2 separate regions of the Homo sapiens genome follow, and region 2 is linked to region 1. The links are chromatin loops, found by intact Hi-C in ENCODE. Cell type or tissue: PC-3. All regions are shown on one strand. Each heading gives the region's core, and the rest is flanking DNA. Links, peaks and the distances in the headings are about the cores only. Region 1 holds the start of LOC124902409 (a long non-coding RNA gene). Region 2 overlaps CUL2 (cullin 2).

Region 1 (8,767 bases), core at 527-8,526:
CTGCCTCCCAGGTTCAAGTGAGTCTCCTGCCTCAGCCTCCCGAGTAGTTGGGAATACAGGCGTGCACCACCATACTTGGCTAATTTTTGTATTTTTCGTAGAGACAGGGTTTCACCATGTTGGCCAGGCTGGTCTCGAACTCCTGACCTCAGGTGATCCACCTGCCTCGGCCTCCAAAAGTGCTGGGGTTACAGGTGTGAGCCACCATGCCCAGTGGACACCTGTAATCTGAATGTCTTGTTAGGCCAAGACAGGAGGATCACTTGAGTCCAGGAGTTTCAGACCAGCCTGGGCAACACAGGGAGACCCCATCTCACCTAAAAAAAAAAAAAAAAAAAAATTAAAAAATTAAAAAATTAGCCAGTTGTGGCGGCACACTTGTAGTACCAACTACTTGGGAGGCTGAGGCGGGAGGATTGCTTGAGCCCAGGGATTGAGCCTGTGTGACACAGTGAGATGCTATCTCAAATGATAATAATAAATTCATATTTGCTTTGGCTTTATTTTAGAGGTCTAAAACTTGCTGATTCATTGAGTCTTCTGTCCAGTTATTGAAGGAAATTGACCCATCAGATATTCATTCATTCCATAACTATCTGAGCCTACCATGTGATAGACAGCTGGGCTGGTCCCTGGGATATAGCACAGAGCAGCTGAAGATATGGCAGGCTTTTTTGGAGTTCACAGTTTAATGGGGGAAGAAATACACTATTGAAATGATATGCAAATAAATGTAAAATTACATTAGCATGCACTGAAGGAAACGTATACAGTACTATGAGAATGTATTTAAATATCCTGGCCTAGGGGCTGCTGGGGAAAACTTTCTTGAGAAAGTGTTTGAACTAAGAGCTGAGAGTTGAGTTAAATAGAAGCTTGGGGTTGTGTGTGAGTACTTAGGTTAATTAGTTTATTGTTTCACTTAATTATGTATCATTATTAGATTTTGCTGTATCCATTTTCCACATTGTAGTTCCTATTTTCATACTTAATTTGGCCCATTTGTTGAAACCTCAGTACATTTGAGGCACTTTAAACTGATTGGTTAAAAGTCATTACTTAATAGCTGAAGAACTGGCAGTAGTTTGACTTCCACATCTCTTCCACAGGTGATTAGCCAGTCAAGAGCTAGGTTTAATCCCAGTATCAGCATGATTAAGAAGTGTATTGAAGTTCTGATAGACAAACAATACATAGAACGCAGCCAGGCGTCGGCAGATGAATACAGCTACGTCGCGTGATGTCGCTCTCCTCCAGCGTGGTGTGAGAAGATCATTGCCATCACCATTTGGTGTGTTCCTGTGGGAAAAAGCAGGACTGTGCCTCCATAATTTGGTCATTTGGCAGCCCCTGTTTTCTGCTGTTTACAACATCACCAGTGCCACGTCATGAGCGTCAAAGAAAATGCCTAGAGATATTTCAAGCTCATGTCATTATGACATTTCTTAAAACTTTATTAAAAGAATGAGTGAAGTATTGCTGAAAAGTGGAAATTCGGTTGGGTACCATGCTTTTTCTCCCCTTCACGTTTGCAGTTGATGTGTCTTTTTTTTTTTTTTTAATGTATCTTAAAGGACATAAAATTTAAAAACTTAAATATTGTAATATGACAGATAACCTAATAATTGTATCTACATTAAAATGACAAACATGATACTGCTGCTTGTCAAATAAAAAAAAAATAAAGAAATAGAATGCCTTTTTTATGTGGATGGAGTATCAGGTTGACCACAAAATATATTGACTCAAAGCAGCTAATGCATCTTTAGTTGCGTTTTTATCTGAATGGTTTAATTCACTTGTACTCCTATTTAAATCCTACATGAAAAATGTCTAGATTATTGTTCTTGACTGCATAGGACTGCATTCAGCATAAAGAATGCTTTATTTTTATGGATTAGATATATTGGATCTAAACATTTTGAATCTTGAAGATGTAATTCCATCAGCAGTTTCTGGTGGTGTGCTACTCCACAGACATCGCAGAGTGTGAGCAGGATGCTTGGTGACCTCAAGTCTGGCACAGAGAGAGCTTTTCATTCAAAAGTTGTCTTTCTTCGGTTGCATAATCCATTAATTCTAGCATAGACTAGTACCCTAGCTCTGTGGCCTTCCCTGAGTCTTAGGAAATCTATGATACCAACATATTCCTTCTATATGCCTCCCCTACCTGTTACCCTTACAACCCTCCTCCAACAGTTTAGATACTAGAGTCACTCTCATCAATCACAGATGTGCTTAGCAATGCATAACCTAAATACTTTTTTAAAAAAGAAAATTGTACATTGTACTGGGTGCCACATATATAAATCCCATTATTTTGTTTATTTTATATATATATATATATATAATATATATATATATATATCTCAACAGCAGTGTTAAGAGTACTGCGATCTATTATCATATTTATTGTCTATCCACACCATCACCACCACCACCACACCCCTCCTCCCTCAACATACAATTTTTCTTTATTTTAAAAAAAATAAGAGACGGGGTTTCGCCATGTTTCCCAGGCTAGTCTGGAACTTCTGGCCTCAAGCAATCCTATCTCTGTCTCCCAAAGTGCTGGGATTACAAGCATGAGCCACTGCATCCATCCAACACAAAATTTTTAAAATCGGAATATTTTAAAGCAAATCACACAAATTATTTCACTTATAATACTTCAGTAAGGCCTTTAAAAAATCCACAGTGATATTATTACTCCTAACAAAAACAATAATTACTTAGTATCATCTAATATGTGGTTCATATTTAAATTTGTTGTTTTGAGATGGGTCTTACAATTGGTTTATTCAATTGCATTTTTTCTAACTCGTGTCTCAAGTGTTTTAAAAATCTACTGAACTTATAATGACTTATATAATGTATTTCTCATTTTACCTTTCTTCCAAAAGAGGAAATAATGGCAAACCATATAATATTGTACATTCACTGTCAAAAAGCAAACCCTTGTTTTGATAACTTGTTGATTGATAAAAGTTTTCCAAATTGATTCCTTTTTTTCTTAAATATTTATAAATGTTAAATTAAGTCTTATCCTGGTATCTAATTGTCAAGAAAATATACTGAAAAATGGACAAAATACTTGTGCGGAGGTCTACAGAGATGGCTTACAAGAGTTTTCTTCACATCCTTTCTCCATTTTATCTGAAAGGAAACATCTCTCGCATGAGGAAGAGAGGCCAAATCTGTTCAACCAAGGCACCATTCAGAAAGGGAGCAATGTTTGGAATTCATTGCAGCGCACACCTTCCCCTGCAGAGAGTGCTGGGAAGAGTTGCAGTCTTGTCAAGTTAGGTCAGGAGATTGAAGTCATCACTGCAGAAGCTGTAGCACACAGCCCAGAGCTCTGACCTGGCCGCCCTGCTGTGCAGTAACTAGTGCGAGTGGGCAAAACAGCTCAGAGCTATGAAAAGGAAAAAGGAGCAAGGAGAGGAGGATTTTCTATGCTTCACTGCAGAAAACACAAGTAAGCAAAACCCTCAGAAGTTTTTTAGAAGTCATTAATACTAAGGTAGTTTACGTATGTGAGTCAGTGATGCATTTTATAGCCAGCCAGCATGAGGCCTTGTCCACATGCCAGTCCTTTCCCTTTGAAAGCAAATATTTAATTGCTACTGAAGGTGCAGACTTATTTTAAGGTTTAGTCCAATATTTTATGACCATTTGCTTTAATATAAACAAGCACTCTGGGGGTTGTGTGTTTGTTTTGTTGTTTTAAGACAGGGTCTCGCTCTGTCACCCAGGCTGGAGTGCAGTGGTGCAATCACGGCGCACTGCAACCTCGACCTGCCAGGCTCAAGTGATCCTCCCACCTCAGCCTCCCAAGTAGCTGGGACCACAGGCACATGCCATCACACTCGGCTAATCTTTGTATTTTTTGTAGAGACGAGGTTTTGCCATGTTGCCCAGGCTGGTCTCAAACTCCTGAGCTCAAGCAATCCACCTGCCTCGGCCTCCCAAAGTGCTGGGATTAGAGGTGTGAGCCACTATGCTTTATTTTCTTTATAACTTACTATCTTTTTAGGATTTTGTAACCTATGTACGCTACCATGCTATCCCATGTCTGTTCACTTTTTTAAAAAACCTTTTTGAGTATAAATGATGACAGGTGCTTCCACCTATGTTATTTTGTTTAATCTTCAGGTAATCCTGTTTGATAGGCAATGCTTCTCTTTTTCATAGGTGAGGAAACTAAATGAGACTTTTCCAGGAGTTACTGTTGTAAACTGCAGAACCTGAATTTAAATGCCAGTCAAATCCATGGATGTTATAAGTATGGCCTCTCTGTATAGGTATATAGCCTCTAAAATAAGTAGAAATAACTTCATTTCATACATAAAGAATAGTTTTTCCTGACCTTTTAGAATAACAATTTGTTTCTAGTTAAATAATGTATGATAAACACATCATATTTTTCTTAAGATACTTAAGATGATGTAAACACGGTTAAGGAATTTGTCTTGGCACATAGCTGATTCATGACAAAGCGTATTTGTGAATTTAGTGTTTTACATTCACATGTACTATTACAGAACATTTATTTCACAGTGTATATATACTTAAAAGTTGTTATCAGTTAATTTTGTTGAGCTATGTACTAGAAAAGGATAATTATTCACCTCTTGATTTTTGGTTCCAAGAATAAATTCTTGGTCGAGCAAGGTCAAAGTCAAGATGCGAACTTTAAAAATACTAGTCCTTGGCTGGGCACGGTGGCTCACGCCTGTAATCCCAGCACTTTGGGAGGCTGAGGTGGGTGGATCACCTGAGGTCAGGAGTTCAAGACCTGCCTGACCAACATGGAGAAACCCTGTCTCTACTAAAAATACAAAAAATTAGCCAGCCATGGTGGCATGCGCCTGTAGTCCCAGCTACTTGGGAGGCTGAGGCAGGAGAATTGCTTGAACCCAGGAGGCATAGGTTGCAGTGAGCCAAGATCGAGCCATTGCACTCCAGCCTGGGCGACAAGAGCAAAACTCGGTCTCAAAAAAATAAATAAATAAAAATACTAGTCCTAAGGTCTGTTGCAGATGGGCGATAGCGAAATGAGTGGAAATTAATATGGAGAGACCCACTAGTAGAAGATTGCTGTGTTCTTGAAGCGTATCAAGGCCAAAGCAATTAAATTAGGCAATCCTTTGAAATATATGGCCCCATAGGCTAGAATTCATTAAAGGTAGGATTTACTGATGGGGAAGAATGATAATTTTCATAAGGAATGGCTGTGCTACCTATGAAATTGTAAGAGATTTTTTTTTCTTCCACTGGCCCCTATCCACAACCCAGGAAATTCCTCTTCGTTTTATCATCTAGCAAACAGGTACTGGTGCCAGGGCATTACGCTGGGTACAAGATATGCGGTGATGAGCAGAAAAGATGCTGTCTGTGCTCACATGGAGCTTCCGGTCTTTAACAATCAGTCAGAACTGTGTCATTCCAGATGTGGTAAGTGCTTGTGAAGGAAATCGTGACTACTCAGGAGGATTTCATAAGAGAGGTTAACGGGTGGAGAATGAAGGTGGGAGAGCACATTCTTAACGGAAGTGACAGCAAAGATCCTAAGATAAGAGGCAGCCAGAACTGGGAAATCGAAAAGACCAGTGTGGCTGAATTATGTGCATTGTAAGCAAAGAGTGATTTGGTTATATTTACATTTTTAAAAGATGATGGTAATGTTTTCACAACTTGGCTAGTCAGTGTGTGAATGTTCATTTTGTTAACATGCTTTATGGTGTGCATATTTATATATTATTTTGCTTTGGCGTTTGTGAACTATGTCATAATATTTGTAATTTTTTTTTTGAAAGAGTCTTGCTTTGTTGCCCAGGCTGGAGTGCAGTGGCACGATCTCAGCTCACTGCAGTCTTCGCCTCCCAGGTTCAGGTGACCCTCCTGCCTCAGCCCACCTAGTAGCTGGGATTACGGGCACGCATCACCATGCCCGGCTAATTTTCGTATTTTTAATAGAGACGGGGTTTCACCATGTTGGCCAGGCTGGTCTCGAACTCCTGACCTCAGGTGATCCACTCGCCTCAGCCTCCCAAAGTGCTGGGATTACAAGGTGTGAGACACCGCACCCAGCCAATATTTGTAAATTTTAAGGGAAAATGCATCGGAAGAAATTAGGCGGTAATTTTTTTGGAGACAGAGTCTCGCTCTGTTGCCCAGGATGGAGTGCAGTGGTGCCATCTCGGCTCACTGCAAACTCCGCCTCCCAGGTTCAAGCAATTCTCATGCCTCAGCCTCCCAAGTAGCTGGGATTACAGGTGCATGACCACGGTCGGCTAACTTTTGTATTTTTAGTAGAGTCGGGGTTTCATCATATTGACCAGGCGGGTCTCGAACTCCTGACCTCAAGCAATCTGCCTGCCTCAGCCTCCCAAAGTGCTGGGATTACAGGCGTGAGCCACCGTGCCCGGCTCAGGAGTGATCCTAATGACAGTGACTACTTCTAGAGGGATAAAGTGGATGAACCGGAGTGACTTATGGATTGTGACAGGGTGAGTGGGGGAACAGATGAGTCAATGATGGCAACCTAGATTTTTGGCTTTCACAACTAATGCCATTTAGTGAGTTAGGGGGATCCTAGAAGCCCGAAAGGAGAAGGAAGTTAGTAGGCTTGGTTTTAGACAGTGTGTACTTGATGTGCTTTTGAGATGTCCAAGTGCAGCAGGTGGTTGGTCGTAAAGGCTGAAAGTTCACTGTGCACATGTTCCCATCCTGATTCTTAGAAACCAATCTGTAGAAGCTGTTTGAACTATTCTCCTTTCTCTTACCCTAGCCCATGAGTCAACACTTTCCAGGTTCATCGTGACTAGAGAATACCAAACATTTACTACCACATGAATATGTTGCAGACATGTTAAGTCATAAAAGCAGGAATGAAGAGGAATGAGATTTTTCCTTTAGTTATTTATATATTAATACATTCTAGGATTTGCCTTCCTGTGTTTCAGTGAGTGGTCTTGTCACCCCCGCTTTGAGGTGAGGACACATTTACAGAAGCGGGGTCATTGTGCCCAAAGTGAACCTGCCAGAGTCTCACTCTGTCACCAGGCTGGAGTGCAGTGACGCGATCTCGGCTCACTGCAACCTCCACCTCCAGGTTCAGGTGATCCTCCTGCCTCAGCCTCTCGAGTAGCTGGGACTACAGGCATGTACCACCACGCCCAGATAATTTTTTTGTATTTTTCGTAGAGAGGCCAGGATGGTCTTGATCTCTTAACCTCGTGATCCACCTGCCTTGGCCTCCCAAAGTGCTAGGATTACAGGCGTGAGCCACTGTGCCCGGCCAGTTCTTTCTTATATTCATAAATCTTTGCCCACTACTGCTTTTGCACTGCACTCCTGGCAAGCTTAAAAGGAATCATCAGCAAAGGAAGAGATCTTTGGGAACTAACTTGTGGAAAAGAATTTGAATAACAAAGGGCGGTATTAGATGTTTTGTTATTGTTTTCTTTTTCTCCATTGTTAGTAACTTGCTATTTACAGTTCTAGTAATTGAAGAATTGTAGACTGTGTTGAAGTTTGCAGCCTCGGGTAAGGAATAAACTTAGTGGATTGCTGTTTTTATACTTGGATGGCCAGGCTGATATTTTCCTTGGAGGAACTTTGGTGTTGCAGAAAAAAGATGAAAATTTTCTGTGACTTTCATAAGCAGCCCTGTTCAGGTATCAACTAGCTTATGGGGCTGTCCCTAGCTCAGTACTCAGTCCTATGCAGAGAGCCTCAGCATTCTTAAGTGGATAGTTTTCAGGTTGTTTGTCTTCTAGGGGAAAAAACAGATATGATAAGCTCAGATCTACTTTTAGCAGAAACAAAGCTGGTCTAGTGGCCGGGCGCAGTGGCTCACACCTATAATCTCAGCACTTTAGGAGGCTGAGGTGGGCAGATCATTTGAGGTCAGGAGTTCGAGACCAGCCTGGCCAACGTGGTGAAACCCAGTCTCTACTAAAAATACAAAAATTAGCTGGGCGTGGCACACACTTGTAGTCCCAGCTAGTTGGGAGGCCGAGGCATGAGAATCACTTCAATCCAGTAGGCAGAGGCTGCAGTGAGCTGAGATCCTGCCACTGTGCTCCAGCCAGGATGACAGAGCCATCTTAAATCACGCACACACACACACACACACACACACACACACACACACACACACACACACAAAAGAACGCTGGTCTAGTTTTGGCCTGAGGAGGTCAGTGATGCGGGAGAAGTATGGTGATGTTAAAGGAAACTCGCCAAATGCAAATCAATGCAGTGCTACAAAGTAGATATCTGAGACACCTTGTTTAAATTGTACATTTTATTGTTTTTGTTTTTTGAAACGGAGTCTCACTCTGTCGTCCGGGCTGGGGTACAGTGGCGCAGTCTCAGCTCGCTACTGCCTCCACCTCCTGGGTTCAAGCAATTCTCTTGCCTCAGCCTCCAAGTAGCTGGGATTGCAGACGTGTGCTACCACGCCCAGCTAATTTTTTTTTTTTTTTAGATGAAGTTTCACTCTTGTTGCCCAGGCTGGAGTGCAATGGCGTGATCTTGGCTCACTGCAACCTCCACCTCCCAGATTCAAGCGATTCTCCTGCCTTAGCCTCCCGAGTAGCTGGGATTACAGGCATGCACCACCACGCCCGGCTAATTTTGTATTTTTAGTAGAGACAGGGTTTCTCCATGTTGGTCAAGCTGGTCTCGAACTCCCGACCTCAGGTGATCCACCTGCCTCAGCCTCCCAAAGTGTTGGGATTACAGGCTGAGCCACCAC
Region 2 (8,767 bases), core at 248-8,247, 51 kb before region 1:
CAACACAGTTTTATTTAAACTGTCTAACCCTGCACGTGGTCAGGAGTAGATACTTTTTTAAATGGTAAGAACTGGCCTGGTGCGGTGGCTTACACCTGTAATCTCTGTACTTTGGGAGGCTGAGGCAGGAGGATCATATGAGGCCAGGAGTTCAAGAGCAGCCTGGGCAATATAGTGAGACACTACCTGTACCAAAAAAAAAAAAAAAAAACCCTCATAAGTAAGGCACAATTGATTGTGTGCTGTTTCCCTGAAAATATTGGAAAATGCTCTACTTTTGATAGTATATGGCATGTGCATTTTAGTGTTCTAATGTGATCATTTATCTGCTTATAAAAGTGCTTTTGATAGCAAGTGTGTTAAAGTGGTCTTAAAGTGTTTAGTATGTTAAAGTTCTGCTATTGTAAGCTAGTGAGCTTTGGTTAACACCATAAGTGATAACTATGTAAGACATTAATAATTTTTTTGCAATTTTATATTTTAGGTTACATTATAAGTGTGATTTTTTTTTTTTTTTTTGGGAGACAGAGTCTTGCTCTGTCACCCAGCCTGGAGTGCAGTGGTGGGGTCTCGGTGCGATCGGGTTCAAGTGATTCTCCTGCCTCAACTTCCCAAGTAGCTGGAACTTACAGGCATGTGCCACCACGGCTGGCTAATTTTTTTTTATTTAGTAGAGACGGGGTTTCACCATGTTGGTCAGGCTGGTCTTGAACTCCTGACCTCAGGTGATCCACCCGCCTTGGCCTCCCAAAGTGCTGGAATTACAGGCGTGAGCCACTGCGCTCGGCTCAGTTTATTCTCTATTATGGATGCTTCACTTTCATTTTGAAGACTCACATCTTTCCCAGTTGTTTCATTTTTAATACGTGTAGTTAATATGTGTTGTGTAAATGTAATTTGTACAGCTAGAATTATGTAAATTATTTTAGAACATTAATTTTGATACATTTTATTGTTGACAGTGAAAATGATTATTGCTTTTCAAGTAAAAATATTTTTCCTCTTTATATAGAGAGTTTTGGAGTCAGAAGAACAAGTACTTGTTATGTATCATAGGTACTGGGAAGAATACAGCAAGGGTGCAGACTATATGGACTGCTTATATAGGTGAGTGTGCCTTTAAAATCTAGACAAGCTAAGCAGCGTTGCCTGCATTCAGTAGTTGACAGGATAATTTTTTTATTGCCTATTTCTCATTCACATATGCAAAACTAAAGCATTCTCTCTGACATGGACTTTTCTCTGCTGTGGGGAAAGGTCTATAGTCAGGGTAAGGTGGGTATTTAGGAGCCAGGGAGTGTGTGGAACGTTCTGTGAAAAGTAAAACTGTACTCGATTGCATGGCTCTGTTTCTTCTGATTGTTTACAACCTGTAGCACATGTTTAATCTCAACAGAGATCAATGTGAAAATTCAACTTGCATGAAACTTAGTGGGAAAATCTCAGCTCATGTCCCCTCGATATGTTCTTATTTGACTCTAGCATTCAGTATTTTATGTTTGATGCAAACGATGTTAGATAAATTACTGGGTTATTTTCCCCTTGAAGTTCTGCATTCCCCATGGTCTAGGCATATTGAATTACTTGTAGTTTCCTAATGGCCCATGGTCTCTCCCATCTTCCTGCCTTTCCTGGTGCTGTTCCATCTGCCTGGATTGCTTCTCTTTCTTTTTCTATTTTTCTTTCTTTTATTTTGTCCTTTTTTTTATTTTTTATTTTTTGAGGCAGGATCTCACCTAGGCTGCAGTGTAGTTGCATGATCTCAGCTCACTGCAGCCTCAGCCTCCTGGGCCCTAGCAATCCTCCCACCTCGAACACCCTTCTCCCCAGTTGCTGGAACAACAGGTGTGCACCGCCATGCCTGGCTAATGTTGTTCATTTTTTGTAGAGATGCTGTCTCACTATGTTGCCCAGGATGGTCTTGAACTCCTGAGCTTAAGCAGTCCTCCCTCCTCAGTCTCCCAAAGTGCTGGGATTACAGGCATGAGCCACTGTGCCTGGCTAAATTAGTACTATTAAATTGGTGCTATTTGTGAACTTTTAGTAAATGTTGCAGCCTATTTAATATGTGTTTGTGTATGTGTGTGTAAAATGATATGAGTTAGTTAGTATCTCTGTTTTTTACAGAGGAAGAAAGCAATGCTGAGAGCATGATTTTGTTGAAGGTCACTCAGCTAATGAATCACAAAGGCAGGATTTAAACCCAGATCAGTCTGAATCCAAAGCCCATCCATTTAACCACTTCATTCTACCATAATCTTGTTCCAGAAACATGGTATTTCACTTAAGTAGATTCTATTCTCAATCTTCTTGTACAGGCATACTTTGGAGATGATGTGGGTTCAGTTCCAGACCACCACATGTAAAGGGAATATTGCAGTAAGACAAGTCACACAAGTTGTTTGGTTTCCCAGTGCATATAAGTTATGTTTATGCTATACTGTAGTCTGTTAAGTGTGCAGTAGCATTGTCTAAAAAAATGTGCACAACTTAATTTAAAATTACTTTATTGCTAAAAAAAATGCTGTTGATCATTTGAGCCTTCAGCAAGTTGTAATCCTTTTGCCAGTCTTCTTACCTCGGTGTTGATGGCTGCTGACTGATCATGGTGGTGGTTGCTGAAGGTTGGGGAGGCTGTGGCAATGTCTTAAAATAAGACAACAATGAAGTTAGCTGCATCAGTTGACTCTTTCTTCACAAAAGATTTCTCTCTAGGGTGCAATGCTGTTGGATAGCATTTTACCTGCAGTAGAAATTCTTACGAAATTGGAGTCAGTCCTCTCAAACCCTGCCACCACCTTATCAGCTAGGCTTATGTAATATTTGAATCCTTTGTTGTCATTTCAACAATGTTCATACCGTCTTATTAGGAGTAGATTCTGTCTCAAGAAACCACTTTCTCATCCATAAGAAGCAACTCCTTATCCATTCAAGTTATATCATGAGATTGCAGCAATTCAGTCCCATCTTCAGGATCCACTTCTGAGTTCTCTTGATGTTTCCACCACACCTCCAGTCACTTCCTCCCCTGAAGTCTTGACCCCCTAACTCATCCATGAGGGTTGGAAGTGTTAACTGAATTGAGTGACTGAGGCAGCTGTCTCAATCAAGGTTTATTGAGCTAGCTTAAGGATGCTCCCAGGAAAAACGCAAGGCACAGATGCATCTGTGGCTGTTTTGTCCAAAGAGGTTCTTAGGAGGGTTAGTGTTTATACATTTTCCTTAAAACATGAGGGGTGGTGGCAGTGAGGCAAATGGTTACCTACTTGTGAGACTAATTAATGCCCAGTAAATCTACATTTTATATAAGATAAACCTTTGAAGCAAAAGGAAATAGAAGAAGAAAACAGTTGTGCAGACATCTCAGGGAAGGAATGATTACTCTCATCTTGCCTTTGCTCTGTGCCTGGGAATTATCAGCTAAGAATCGACACTTATCAGGTGGATGCTAGCAGACCTTAGGTTTTAGGAACTAGACTTTAGACTACAGATCTGGAGTTACAATGGACCTGTCCTTGTGTTATGGGAGGATTTACATTTTAATGGTTTCGAGGCTAGCAAAGAATTTACGAATGAGTGACTTTTTGAGGCGGGTTAGTCATCAGGAAATGGCTGAGGCTTTTTGCCTTACCACGGGGGTCTGGCTAATATATAATGTTTCGACACAAACTTGTAAGAGTTATTCGTCCAGGAAGAGGATGGCCATTTAGCATGACTCAGCCTCCAAGGTTAAATTCCTGTTTTGGCATAGGAGTTTTGGGAATCCTGAGATTTTATTTCCCTTTATAGAATCAGCATCTTCTAATCACCTGTTCATAATGATATTTAGACCTTCTCCCATGAATCATAAATGTTCTTTTTTTAAAAATTTTATTACTAATTTTTGGGACCGAGTCTCGCTGTTTCCCCGGCTGGAGTGCAGTGGCACAATCTTGGCTCACTGCAGCATCCGCCTCCCAGATTCAAGTGATTCTCCTTCCTCAGCCTCCTGAGTAGCTGGGATTACTGGCACGCGCCACCACACCTGGCTAATTTTTGTATTTTTTTTTAGTAGAGATGGGGTTTCACCATGTTGGCCAGGATGGTCTCGAACTCCTGACCTCGAGTGATCCACCTGCCTCAGCCTCCCAAAGTGCTGGGATTACAGGCGTGAGCCACTGCGTCCAGCCCATGTCTTTATTAAGAAGCAAATATGTGGTTAATAAATTTGATTGTAAAATACTACAGTGACTTATAAAATAAGAATGGTGTCCATATTAAAATGAAAAATGGCACTGTTTATATTTTAAATTGTGACTTTATTTTCTTTTTTTCTTTTTTTTTTTTTTCAGACGGAGTCTTGCTCCGTCGCCCAGGCTGGAGTGCAGTGGCACGATCTCGGCTCACTGCAACCTCCGCCTCCTGGGTTCAAGTGATTCTCCTGCCTCAGCCTCCTGAGTAGCTGGGATTACAGGCAACCACCACCATGCCTGGCTAATTTTTGTATTTTTTTAGTAGAGACGGGGTTTCACCATGTTGGCCAGACTGGTCTCCTGACCTCAGGTGATCTGCCTGCCTCAGCCTCCCAAAGTGCCAGGATTACAGACATGAGCCACCGTGCCTGGCCATGACTTTATTTTAAAACATTGTATTTCAAGCTTAAATTTACCAAGAGTAAAAATCTGCAATAAGAAAGACATAGTTAATGTAAGTTAGTTTAAATTTTATTCTGTGAGGAAAAGATAATACTGGTTTGTCTTTGCAGATACAAAGCATGTAAAGCTGCACTAAATCAATACCTGGCTCAAGAATATACATCTAGATCTTTGGAATGGATTAGTGAATGCAGGCCTGATCTGCAGATTTAGCATCTGCTTCTATGCTAGGCAGTTTACACTTATTATGTAGGTAAAGGAAGCTCCTGTAGAATTCTGAATAGGAAAGTAACATCCTGACAGCAGAATTTTTAGATGAATTAAAGATGCCAGAAACTGAAGTAGAGCCCAGTCATAAAAGTGTTCCACATAATCGGGGCAGAGGGTCAGCAAGTAGATTGGAAGTCAAAGGAAGTAGTGAGAGGAAGTGATGCATACTTTAGGAAGACAGGAAGACTGACTGATTAAAGCAGGCAAAATGGAAGGATGAGATAAGTGATTCTGATGTTTTAGGCGAGGTTACTGGAATGGTCTTGGTGCCAGTGACCAGAAAAGAAAACTGGTTTGGAGCAGATTCCGTATTGGAAGGCATATGTAAATGGTAATATGACAATTAAGTACCCTCTACTGAGGGAGCACCGCTCCTGACGAAATCTTATATTTGTTTGTATATTGTACCACAGAGTGAGCTCTGTGTGGGCAGAGACCATATTTTTGCTTTTCATCTTTGTGTTTCCAGTGCCTCATGTTGACCTGGCACACGATATACCCTCAGCCGATGTTGAATGGGAGTGGAAGACCTCTCCTGAGTTTCTGTGCCAGCCCTGCCACTTAGGAGCCGATTGACCTTTGGCAAGCTCTTTAACCTCTCTAGGCTGCAGCTTTCTTATGTATAAAATGATCATAGGAGTACCACATACATCTGTCTTATAGTATTCAGCCACATAAAATGCTTAGGGCTGTGTCTGACAGGTGATCTCAATAAATGTTAGTGATTACTTTTATTTCCTGGTATTCATGGCTTTTATGATCTGGCTGCAGGCTGCTTTTCCAGGTTTGTGTTCTACTGTTAGCTTTTGCTATCCTTGCTGTCTGGAATGTTATCCATTTATTTATTCAGTAATTATTTTTTGAGGACTTGACTTTTGCCTGCCACTACTGTGGATGCTGTCTACAAGAGGAGGTTCTTGCTTTGTATACTGTACATTCTAGAGAGAAGATGAATGCACAAAAAAAGAAACCAATAAAAGCATAGGATTATTTCATATAGTAGCAATTACTGTGAAGAAAGTAAAACAGTTGTGCGTTAAATAGTTACTTGCTTAGGGCTGGGAAGTGAAGGCTAACTCCTCTGGGGTTCAGGGCACACCTGAAAGGTGTGTCTGTGCTGAGACTCGGATGAAAGGGGACTGACTACCCTCAGAATATCTGGGATGGGGCACTTAGGTGGAGAGGCCATCCCCTCTTTACCTTTTACTTTTGTCTCTCAATCTTATTCCTCTTTCCTTAGCTGGAAGGCATGGTTGGAAACTCAGCATGAAATTTTGAGAGTTACAGTGAGGATAGAGAGGAAGGAATAAATGGCATTTTAAAGGGGAAAAAAAAGAGTATGATCTTGTAACTTATGGTCAGAGGACACTAAAATATCAAATGGTACATCAAGGTTGTAAGCCATGGAGTCTAGAGCCTTGACTAGTGAATATGGAGATGGAGCTTGTGTAAATGGTTGTGGGTATACCACTTTGGAGTCAATTTTCTAGGAGTTATTATTATTATTTCCTTAAGAGACAGTCTCGCTGTTACCCAGGCTGCTCTCAAACTGCTGGCCTCAAGTGATCCTCCCGCCTCAGCCTCCCAAAGCACTGGGATTACAGGCGTGAGCCCCGACGCCTGGCCAGGAATTATGTGTTTAATTGTTTCCCAAAATTGTTGTCTTGTTTTGGTTGTCTTCGTTTTTAATTTGTCTGTAAATGCTGAGTGGACCCTTCATTTTGGTGTAGTGAATTTTGAAAAGTGTATATATTCATGTATAGATTTCATGGGTTGTTGCCTAAAATACTTGTATTGTCAGTAGCTATTTACACTAGCAGAACCTTTCAAATGAATAGTTTTAGGTGGTGACTGTTTAAAGGCATTATAGTGAAATCTGGAATCCTAAAAACTACACAGTTGAACATTACGAGTCCTTTCTCCATGTTTTATTTTATTTTAGATTTCTGTATTCATCTCAGTTATTCTGAGTTAATCACATATATTAGTCTTGAAATATATTAAACATTTTTAGTATAATTCATTTTCCTCTGGTAGACAAAGTCATCTTGTATCTGTCAATCTTGCCCATACTTACTATCTGTAACACTGTGTTCCATTTTCTTACCTACTGATTGTGATCTTTTTTGTTTAAAAATGAAAAATTGCATTTCTTCCTGGTGATTAGAATATAAATTAGAAAGCTAACTTGACTTTTATCTTTTAACCATTCTCTGTTTAATTTTTGGAAAGTGGACTTTATCTTGACTTTCCCAAGAAGAGTCTGGGAAGTAGCAAACGAGATTATAGAAATTCTGAAACTTGGATAAGAGCTGTTGGGCTAGAAGGGTATTGTAAGGGCTTGCAGAGAAAGGTGGGCTGATAATTTTAATTTTTATTATATTTCTAATCTCTACATAATTCATTTCTTTTGGATTTGTTAGTAGGCTATTCCATGGCTTATATGTAATCTTAAAAATATTCTTCTAAAGTTGCAAGTCATTTGCTTTCCTACTGACTTTAACTTAATATCCATTGATATTACATTTATTTTCCAGGTATCTCAACACCCAGTTTATTAAAAAGAATAAATTAACAGAAGCGGACCTTCAGTATGGCTATGGTGGTGTAGATATGAATGAACCACTTATGGAAATAGGAGAGGTAGGACATTCTTTAAGTGACTAGCAAACATAAGTATGTTTTTATACACTGAGGTAATTTGATTGCACATCATTTTTTAAGGACACTGATTTGGCTAGCTTAAAATGGTCAAGATTTAAAAGATCCTAAATAAAATGCTATAGTGATTTCCTAAGAATCCTCAGGAACGAAAAAGATGTGACAACTACTCTTTTGATAATTAAATTTATAATGGATGAATGATAGAGTTAATGGTTCTGCATTGTGAAAAAACTCAGAAACAATTATAAAGTGTTGACGGCCCTGTAGTTAAAAAGTGCAGGGGACAAGTACTTAAAAGACAGGCTAGAGGAGAGGAAACACAAATTTATGGATACAACAAATTTATTGTAACTTTACTTTAAAAGTAATTAAATTCAGAGTGAAACAATTAAATGGGCAGTTTGGTCCATTCAAGTTCTTGAGGTACAGTGCAAATTAAAATATGGAAAATTATGCTGATTGTGAAAGAAGTATTATTGTACAAGCTTGTTTATTCATTTAATACATCTTTATTGAGTAGCCAGGCATTGGGGATACAATGGTGAACAGACAGAAGGTCCCTGCACACAAAAGCTTGTAAGTTCATGTAAGGGAAGCAGATGCCAAATAGGAAATTAATGTTAACTTGTGATTTATGTTAATGAAGGAAATAAACAGGCTAAGAGGCAGCATTAGGAGACATTTAAGGTAGTGTAATCCTTTCCGAAAGAAATTGATCAGTGTCTTTCTTTCAGTACAGTTTAAAATACTTAATACCTTTTGACCAAGTAATCCCAAGTCCTAAGCCTAGTGATCCATACTTGGAAAATAATAAATATTAGAAAAGAGTTTAATGTTTAAAAGTATTCTTTGCAATCATTGTTAATAGGGTGCCTAATGGCTGAACAGTGTAAAATTTCAGCATCCAACATTCAGCAATAAAAAGCATGGAAGAAGAATGTATTATATATGATATGATTTTGTTATAAAAGTAGGCAAATGGATAAATTAATAGCAGAAAATTGTTCATAGAAACTTTAACAAAGGGGACATTGTTTATGAAAAAATTTGGACACAAAATTATAGGTATATGTTGAATACAAATACAATTATAGGGAAAAGATGATATAGAGAAAAAGATCAATGAGAAATACCAAAATATTAACAGTAGTTGCTTTTAGTTAGTAGCATTGTAAGTGAATAAATCATTCCCTTATCAC

What was found. Peaks named below come from ENCODE experiments on the same cell type or tissue, not always from the same donor. Only the 100,000 strongest peaks of a DNase experiment are listed, where the experiment ranks them.
Region 2: it touches region 1 in a loop (2.8-fold over the local background); 2 of 110 quality-filtered maps call a loop at or near these places.

What each region holds. Positions count from the first base shown.
Region 1 is chr10:35,002,785-35,011,551 of GRCh38, reverse strand. It overlaps CUL2 (cullin 2), which reads left to right. Exons shown (of 21, transcript NM_003591.4): 21 at 1,110-3,001. The coding sequence ends at 1,241. It overlaps LOC124902409 (a long non-coding RNA gene), which reads left to right and starts at 4,954. Exons shown (of 2, transcript XR_007062110.1): 1 at 4,954-6,512. In PC-3, for the core only: a CTCF peak has its summit at 3,282; DNase peaks (open chromatin) are centred at 3,451, 4,471, 5,431, 6,671 and 1 weaker place; H3K4me3 peaks cover 439 bases; H3K27ac peaks cover 4,619 bases.
Region 2 is chr10:35,053,214-35,061,980 of GRCh38, reverse strand. It overlaps CUL2 (cullin 2), which reads left to right. Exons shown (of 21, transcript NM_003591.4): 4 at 1,013-1,107; 5 at 7,442-7,547. Among named protein-coding and RNA genes, the nearest start is that of MIR3611, 22 kb to the left of the region's middle. In PC-3, for the core only: no CTCF peak of the experiment used is centred there; DNase peaks (open chromatin) are centred at 3,650 and 5,030; H3K4me3 peaks cover 609 bases; H3K27ac peaks cover 3,371 bases.